2 separate regions of the Homo sapiens genome follow, and region 1 is linked to region 2. The links are chromatin contacts, found by Hi-C or POLR2A ChIA-PET in ENCODE. All regions are on one chromosome and are shown on one strand. The core of a region is the stretch at or near the end of the contact, and the rest is flanking DNA. Distances in the headings are between cores, read along the strand shown. Region 1 holds the start of AREG (amphiregulin). Region 2 holds the start of CXCL2 (C-X-C motif chemokine ligand 2).

The links. Hi-C counts contacts between places; a loop is a spot of excess contacts on that map. ChIA-PET counts read pairs that join two places held with the same protein, here RNA polymerase II (POLR2A). Pooled maps may share reads with other maps.
Region 1: a loop to region 2 is called in a pooled map, with 2.0 times the contacts of the local background. The contact joins the promoter of AREG here to the promoter of CXCL2 in region 2. A Hi-C loop is called at or near these places in 1 of 50 pooled maps. POLR2A ChIA-PET finds 5 or more read pairs at or near these places in 2 of 52 experiments (AG04450 and MCF 10A).

Annotation. Positions count from the first base shown.
Region 1 is chr4:74,443,365-74,447,320 of GRCh38, forward strand. It overlaps AREG (amphiregulin), which reads left to right and starts at 1,772. Exons shown (of 6, transcript NM_001657.4): 1 at 1,772-2,042; 2 at 3,170-3,418. The coding sequence starts at 1,982. RefSeq lists a silencer at 3,039-3,239.
Region 2 is chr4:74,097,805-74,101,880 of GRCh38, forward strand. It overlaps CXCL2 (C-X-C motif chemokine ligand 2), which reads right to left and starts at 1,391. Exons shown (of 4, transcript NM_002089.4): 1 at 1,217-1,391; 2 at 995-1,118; 3 at 797-880. The coding sequence starts at 1,316.

The sequences.
Region 1 (3,956 bases), core at 522-3,021, 350 kb after region 2:
CCTTTGAGGGGCCTCTTCATCTTTCCACAGAGCTTTCCATTAAACAGAGGCAAAATTAAACCATGTCCTTTTTTTCCATGGCACTCTGAACCCTTCTCATCATGTGATCTATTAGAATTACTTATCTATGTATCTGGCCCACACCACTGAGCTCCTGGTGAACCTATACTGCTCCCCTTCATAAAATATAAAGCAGGTGGCTCACACAAAATACACTCTCAACAAATGTGGAATAGAAGGCATGATTCATGATTATTTCATTCTACTAAATGCATGATATTATTTGGACTACGCACTGTGATATACCATTAAAAATAAGTGATTTTTAAAAAAAAATTTCCAGAATTAGGACAGATGCACTGTGACTCACGTTATTATTATTATTATTATTATTATTATTATTATTATTATTATTTTGAGTCGGAGTCTTGCTCTATCACCCATGATGGAGTACAGTGGCATGACCTTGGCTCACTGCAACGTCTGCCTCCCGGGTTCAAGGGAGTCTCCTGCCTCAGCCCACCCGAGTAGCTGGGACTACAGGCGCGCGCCATCACGCCCAGCTAATTTCCTTTGTATTTTTAGTAAAGATGGGGTTTTGCCATCTTGGCCAGGCTGCTCTCGAACTCCTGACCTCAGGTGATCCACCCGCCTCGGCTTCCCAAAGTGCTGGGATTACAGGCATGAGCCACTGCGCCTGGCCTGACCTACATTCTTAAAAGGGCTGTGTTACTGAAACAATCAGGAAAGAATCATATCTCCAGGTGAAGGAAAATGAACAATGCTTTTTCTCTTCCTCAAGTCAAGAAAAATCCAGTTCTTTAGTTGACAGTACATCCAAGTTAGTCAAATTAAGTAGCTTCCTGTCTCCGCTTCATTTTATCTACTTGTCATGATTAAATATCCTACTAGGTTGTAAGTGGGCCCTCAACGCTGACCTTTTTATCTTGGGATTTGAGAGGCACAGTCTAGAGCACTACTCTTCACCTAAATGCCAGTATGCCACCAGTAGAAATTATCCTTTAGGCTAAATATTGTTCTTCCCAGAAACCCTCTTTTCAAGGATCAGTTTAAACCTAAATTCATCAGAGAGGAAAACAGCAGATTTCAGAGTCAGATGAAGAATTCATATCCACCTGGCTTTGAACATTATCGGCTGTGAGATGGTGTAGGTAAAATTTTAAGTGCATAATTTGGCAATAATAAATCATCAATAAATATTAATGTTGATGAGGCCCCTGGGCCACATAAAGAAATAGGGAGTGAGGGGATTTGAAATTCTGGCCACTTCACAGAAATGGGTGGGAAGGGGCTCTTGATTGAGATAGAAGCCCATCCTACATGAAGCAATTCCTCATTGAGTTCTCTCGTCCTTTATCCTTGTTGGAAACATCAGGCAAAGTCACTCTTGGTCTTAAAGTACTTTTACATCTAAATACGGAACTCTTCTATTTAATCCCTGTCTGTTGTAGATGTTAAGTATACAAAGAGGTTGTCAGAGTTTGAAACATCTGGACTTCTGTCAGGTACTAGCTCCGGAACTCCAGTCCTGCTCGCCCTCAAAAACGGCTTGCAGCTAGAGGTTTAAGTTCCACTTCCTCTCAGCGAATCCTTACGCACGAGGGAGGCGGGGCGTGTGTCCTCCGCGCGTGGTTTTCGGGTAGCACCTTCTGGGGCGCCGCCTGCCTCCACCCACGGCCGGGCCTTGACGTCATGGGCTGCGGCCCCCTCCCGGCTGAGCCTATAAAGCGGCAGGTGCGCGCCGCCCTACAGACGTTCGCACACCTGGGTGCCAGCGCCCCAGAGGTCCCGGGACAGCCCGAGGCGCCGCGCCCGCCGCCCCGAGCTCCCCAAGCCTTCGAGAGCGGCGCACACTCCCGGTCTCCACTCGCTCTTCCAACACCCGCTCGTTTTGGCGGCAGCTCGTGTCCCAGAGACCGAGTTGCCCCAGAGACCGAGACGCCGCCGCTGCGAAGGACCAATGAGAGCCCCGCTGCTACCGCCGGCGCCGGTGGTGCTGTCGCTCTTGATACTCGGCTCAGGTGAGGATTCACCGGCGCTGAACTGCTGGGCTCTCCTCCCATGGCAGGTTTTGCCTCTTGAGTTTGGCTCTTGCTTCTCTAAAAATCGCCCTTTAGTTCCCCCGACCCTGCGCCGCAGGAGGTGATCACTGTAGCTCCCTCCCTAGGAGGAAAAGAGAAGGGCAGATGTCTCAAACGTCCAGGACAAGGTGTCCCAGAGAATCGCTGTACTTTTTCTTTAGTTCAGCTGAGAAGACGGGAGAGATCATTTGAACCTAACCCTTCGTTTCACAGATTAAAAGATTAAAAAGACCAAGATCTAGAGAGGTGAAGTGATTTCCGCAGATATTGGACCCAGCAGTGTTTGCTGCCTCCTGCCTAATTCTCCATCTCTGTCTAGTGATTTCTTCTTTACCTTCCTAGAGGGACTTAGAGTATCCCGGCGAGAGGTTAAAAGCACCACTCTGATGCTGTTTTATTGAGACCTAAGAAAAAGCAAGATAAAGCAGTGGCTTAACTCTGGGCCCCAAATCTTACTTAGTACTCAGTTTATTGTCTATGTAGTAATAATAATAATGATAATGAAAAATGACAATAATAATCGATATAATTAACCACTGTTTATATTATTTTAAAAGATTATCTTTTAAAAATATCTTTTAAAAATATGAACACATCTTTTAAAAATATGAACACATCTTTTAAAAATATCTTTTAAAAATATGAACACATCTGAAGAAAATCTGATATTTGTATCTAAAACCTACCGAAATAGGCCAGGATGGCATTCTAGCAAAAAAAGAAATGCATTTGGAATGTGAAGTGATGGGAATTTTTAGACATTACCCATCAAGTAATTGTATTAGATTAATTTGCCAATTTGGCGGGATTTTTTTGATGTGGAAATTAATGTGGATTATCTGTGGAAAAGAAAAACTTCAGAAAAGCACTTCTGTAATTGGGACAGCTGAATTTGCTTGCTGGCAAAAATGTAAAGTTTCTTTCATAGAAATGACTCAATCACAAACAATAGCACATGTGCAATAACTGCTTTGATGTCAAAAGATAAACTTTTCTACCTAACACAGCTGACTCGAAAGGCACCCTACTTTACCTTTTCTTTTCTTCCTTTATTCCCTCCCCTGCAGGCCATTATGCTGCTGGATTGGACCTCAATGACACCTACTCTGGGAAGCGTGAACCATTTTCTGGGGACCACAGTGCTGATGGATTTGAGGTTACCTCAAGAAGTGAGATGTCTTCAGGGAGTGAGATTTCCCCTGTGAGTGAAATGCCTTCTAGTAGTGAACCGTCCTCGGGAGCCGACTATGACTACTCAGAAGAGTATGATAACGAACCACAAATACCTGGCTATATTGTCGATGATTCAGTCAGAGGTGAGTAGGGGATAAAGCAAAAATATGGCCTGTGAGATGTGGGTTTATATGAGCAAAGCTGCTTCAGAAGTAAAGCTGCTCCCCAGATTTTCTAGTGGCTTTATTGTATATCTGTTGGATAGCCCCTAGGTAAACTGTGACAAAAAGAACCATAATGTGGGCACATCCTATATGGCCAGAGTGATCATAAATGGTGTATGTCTCATTTTTAAACCTAATCTTCACAATGACTTTAAGTAGGAATTGTTATCCTCATTTTACAGATGTGATAACTGAAGCCGAAAAAGGTTTTGCTCTAGGTTCTACAGGTGACAAGCAGATGAGCTAGAATTAGAGCTCCAGTCTGTTTGATTCTATGCAGAAGAGACACTAAGCTCTTTCCCACTATGCTACATGACCCCCATTCTGAGAGACAAATTTAGACATTAACCATTCCTATCTACTTTGTATCTTAGCTTTTGTATCCCCTTCCCCAACACCACCCTTCCCCAGATAACTGCATTTTAACACAAATAAGGGGACAAGGAAGTAATGGGAC
Region 2 (4,076 bases), core at 141-2,640:
CTCAGGAAAGCTGACTGCACAACAGTCTTCTCCTGTCCTGTTTCCCCAGGCTCTAGAGTTTTCTGAATGCAGTTTCCCCAGCCTGGCACCCAAGTGGGTACTGCCTGTGACAGCTGTGCTGTGTGGCAAGGACCTCTAGGCTTGGGATGCTCTTTTAGGAATGGGGGTGACGTGGGGTGGAGGAGTGGCAGTCTACACTGTTTTACTGGCTAAAACAGCCAGAGCCTATTGCTCTTTGTCATACTGGGCCTCACTTGAGCCTCAAAGCAACCTCATGATGTAGCTACCATTATTTTCCCTGTTTTGCTGAGTCTCAGATAAACTAAATAATATTGTCTCTGAGTGACATGGCTAATAGGTGGTGGCAACCAGTTATATACCCAGTGCAATATTATTGTGAAATCTCTGCACTTCAACCCTAAACTTTTACAAAAAACCAGGGGGTCTGCTTTTCAGGTCTGAAAGTCAGTAGGAACTAGGGGAAATGAAGCTTGTGTTTTTTAACAGGTGGAAAACACTTCAGCACAACTGGCAAACTCCAATGAGACCTTACATGAAAGCAGTTTTACCTACATTCACTGGCAGGAGGGAAGAACCTGGGTGGTGACCCTGGGCACTGGGAATATCCTCTGGCACCAGAACAGATTAATAACCTTAATGGCAACTTTGTGAAAATAATAATTTTTTCAGTCCTGCAGCTAACCCTGGGTTTTCCTGATTTACTTTTTAGGGGGCAGACGCCAGTATTTCTGACCAACAGCTCCAGTCGCCTGTGTACATGGAAATTATAACTTACTTTTTCAGCATCTTTTCGATGATTTTCTTAACCATGGGCGATGCGGGGTTGAGACAAGCTTTCTGCCCATTCTTGAGTGTGGCTCTGCAGAGAGAAGGGAATCTCGTGAGACAGGAGGTCGGGCTGAGGACAGGGTTTGGGGCAGCGGGAGAGTCGGGGACCCCAGCAGTGGCAGCGGCAGCGATGGGCGAGACTTACATGACTTCGGTTTGGGCGCAGTGGGGTCCGGGGGACTTCACCTTCACACTTTGGATGTTCTTGAGGTGAATTCCCTGCAGGGTCTGCAAGCACTGGCAGCGCAGTTCAGTGGCCAGGGGCGCTCCTAGGGAAGAAGAGACTCGCTGATTGAGCGGGGCTGTCGGCGCGGGGCGCCCACCCCAGCCGCGTCCGGCCCGGGGACCCCAGGGCGCCGGGACCCACCTGCTGCGCGCCGGCTGGCGGCCACCAGGAGCAGGAGCAGCAGCGCCACCCGCAGGAGCCGGGGATTGCTGGGGGCGGCGGAGAGCGTGGCGCGGGCCATGGGGCTCAGCAGGCGGTTCGAGCGGCTGTGCGAGGAGGAGAGCTGGCAAGGAGCTGCCTGTGGCCCGGGCTCTGTGGCTCTCCGAGAACGGCGAACCCCTTTTATGCATGGTTGGGGCTGGAAAGCCCGGAGTCCCGGGCCAGGGAAATTCCCGGAGCTCCAGATCGATCCCGAGTTCGGAAGGAAGGCGATGGCCCCGCCTCTGGGGTGGAGGGGGGTCGGGGCACTCACGAGTGACGTCCGGGTCTGACTGTCTTGCGTAACTCCCGCCAACTGTGGGATGTTCTCTTTCTGCCCCGAATCCCTGGAGCGGGAGCGAGAGCCCGCCGCTCTCAGAGATACCGAGATAACCGCCTGCGAGGAGGCGCTTCGTGAACCCAGTGCAGTGCGTCGTGGGTCAGATCCCTTAGACCCACGTAGGGACCGCGCTACATCCTTACCGGGGGGAGTTACTTCTCTGGAAGACATTTCAGTTGTTGGGATTGAAAGTTAGGGCAAGAACTGCAGCATGTCTTATCTATCCTCTCTCTTTAGTTTGGGTTCTGCAAATTTCATTAATGTTTGAAATAAACGCACGCTTTAACAGTACATGTGTCATCTCAGATGACGCATAAGAGCTTTTGTCTCCTTCCTGGTGTTTTATGATCTTAAAAGCAAATATCACGTGTGTGTGTGTGTGTGTGTGTGTGTGTGTGTGTGTGTGTGTGTGTTTCAACGTAGTGGAGCCAGGTGTTGGGTGCGGGAACAGACCATTGCCAAGGGTCAATTCAGTGTTTATTTTAGTTAACAGTGTTGCAATCCCCCATCCTTTCTCTCTTTGAAATCTTGGAACATCTCGAACTCTAGTAATTCCAGTAGCATCAATTTTTTGTTGTATGGAAGTCTGTGTTTTGATCCATGGAAGTCACTGGGAGCTGCGAGGGGCCTGTTGGGCTCAGGAGGTCTGCCTTTTCTAGTGCTGTCCCTGGGCAGAAAAGGCCATAGACACCACCAGAAAAGGAGCAGGGAATGAGACTCCGCTTGTTTACTACTCTAAGCACAAGCAGACATGTCTGATATATACATACTAGATTGCTAACATAATTGCATTTCCATGCCATATGTATTTACCAGCATCCTGGGATTGGTTCCCTCTAGAGAAACAGCTATCGAGGAAATTTTAGTTCTAGAGGAATGTCAATAAAGCATTTCCAAGCCTGTTTAGCTGATGCCTTCTCACTGGATTACTGACTTTTCATCATCAATTTCAATGACCCCCTCTCTTTAAAAATTAAGCTGTAGGCCTACAATACTCTGTCTTAATTCTTCCTGGTGGATGCAGACTTCAGGGATATGGAGATATTCTGCCACTGCTATGAGAAGGGCTGGGAGTGGCACGAGGATGAAGAAGTGGGACTACCTTAGGAATAGAGTGTTCCCTGGATGCTGCAGCTGTAGAGATCACTTGATAAGGATGTCAGGGCTGAAGTTTCAGCCATACCACTAACTTGCTTCATGACCCTTGGTAATTTATGCTTTATTTGCTCATGTTTCTCCCCTGTAGAAGAGCTTATAATAGTGCCTGCCTCACGGGGTTGTTAGAAGTATTGATTGTTAATATGTGTAAACCATCAGTGCATGTAAAGTGTTATGTAAATATTTGTTAAATAACAAAATAGAAGTGGTGTTTCACAACCTTACTGATATAGGCTGGATGTTTGTGTCTCTTTCAAATTCAGATGATGAAGCCCTGACTCCCTTATGTGCTAATATTAGAAGACAGGACCATGGGAAGTAATTAGGTTTAGGTGAGGTTATGAAGGTATGGCCCCCATGATGGGATAAGTGCCATTACAGCAAGAGATCAGTGAGCTTTCGATCTCTGGCTCTCTCTCCCTTTCTGCATTGTGAGGACACAGCAAGAAGGCCACCATCTGCAAACTGAGAAGAGGGCCCTCACCAAGCATGAAATCTGCCAGGATCTTAATCTTGGACTCCCCAGCCTCCAGAACTGTGAAATAATTGTTGTTTAAGCCCCCTAGCCTATGGCATTCTGTTATAGCAGCTCAAACTGACTAAGACACTTAACTAAACAGAAGCACTCTGATAAAGCCTTATGAACACACACACGCACAAAGAAAGAAATATTTTCAAAGAAACATCTTCTAATTTACCTTTAAAATTTTTCAGCATCAGAAATTTTAAAGGAGGGTGCATTTCTATCCTTATGGGATCTTACAATAATTTTTTGATCCATTGTTTGTTTGAAATTTTAGTTTCAATCACTTTCCACATAAAATGAGAATAAGAGTAAAATTCTACCCTATCCATTTATTAGAAAAGATTTATGAAATGACTCTGCCTTGGGCATTAACAGCTAGCTGCCCAAACTTCTTTATTTTGTGCTAAAGAACTAAAGAACAATAGAAAACATCAGCTTATAATGATTGCCAGACTCATCCCAAAGTATTGATGTGAGTAAATAGAAAGAGTAAAATTTCTATTATCTACAGTAACAGTCCCTCAAAAAGATGAGAAATTTCAAGAATCAGCCCATCATTTGTAAAATTATGTACGTTATTCCTAGAATTTGTTTACTAAAAATTATTTGCTTTAGGAAGGGAAGTAGAATTCCTTTTTCTTTTCTTAATATACCACTTTCCATGATTTAACTTATGACAGCCCCAGACCAAGCTTCTGAAGTTTTTAAGGGTACCAGTGTTATGAAACTTACCATAATAAATTCCTTCTTGTCTTAATATGAGTTGAGTGCCACTGTTA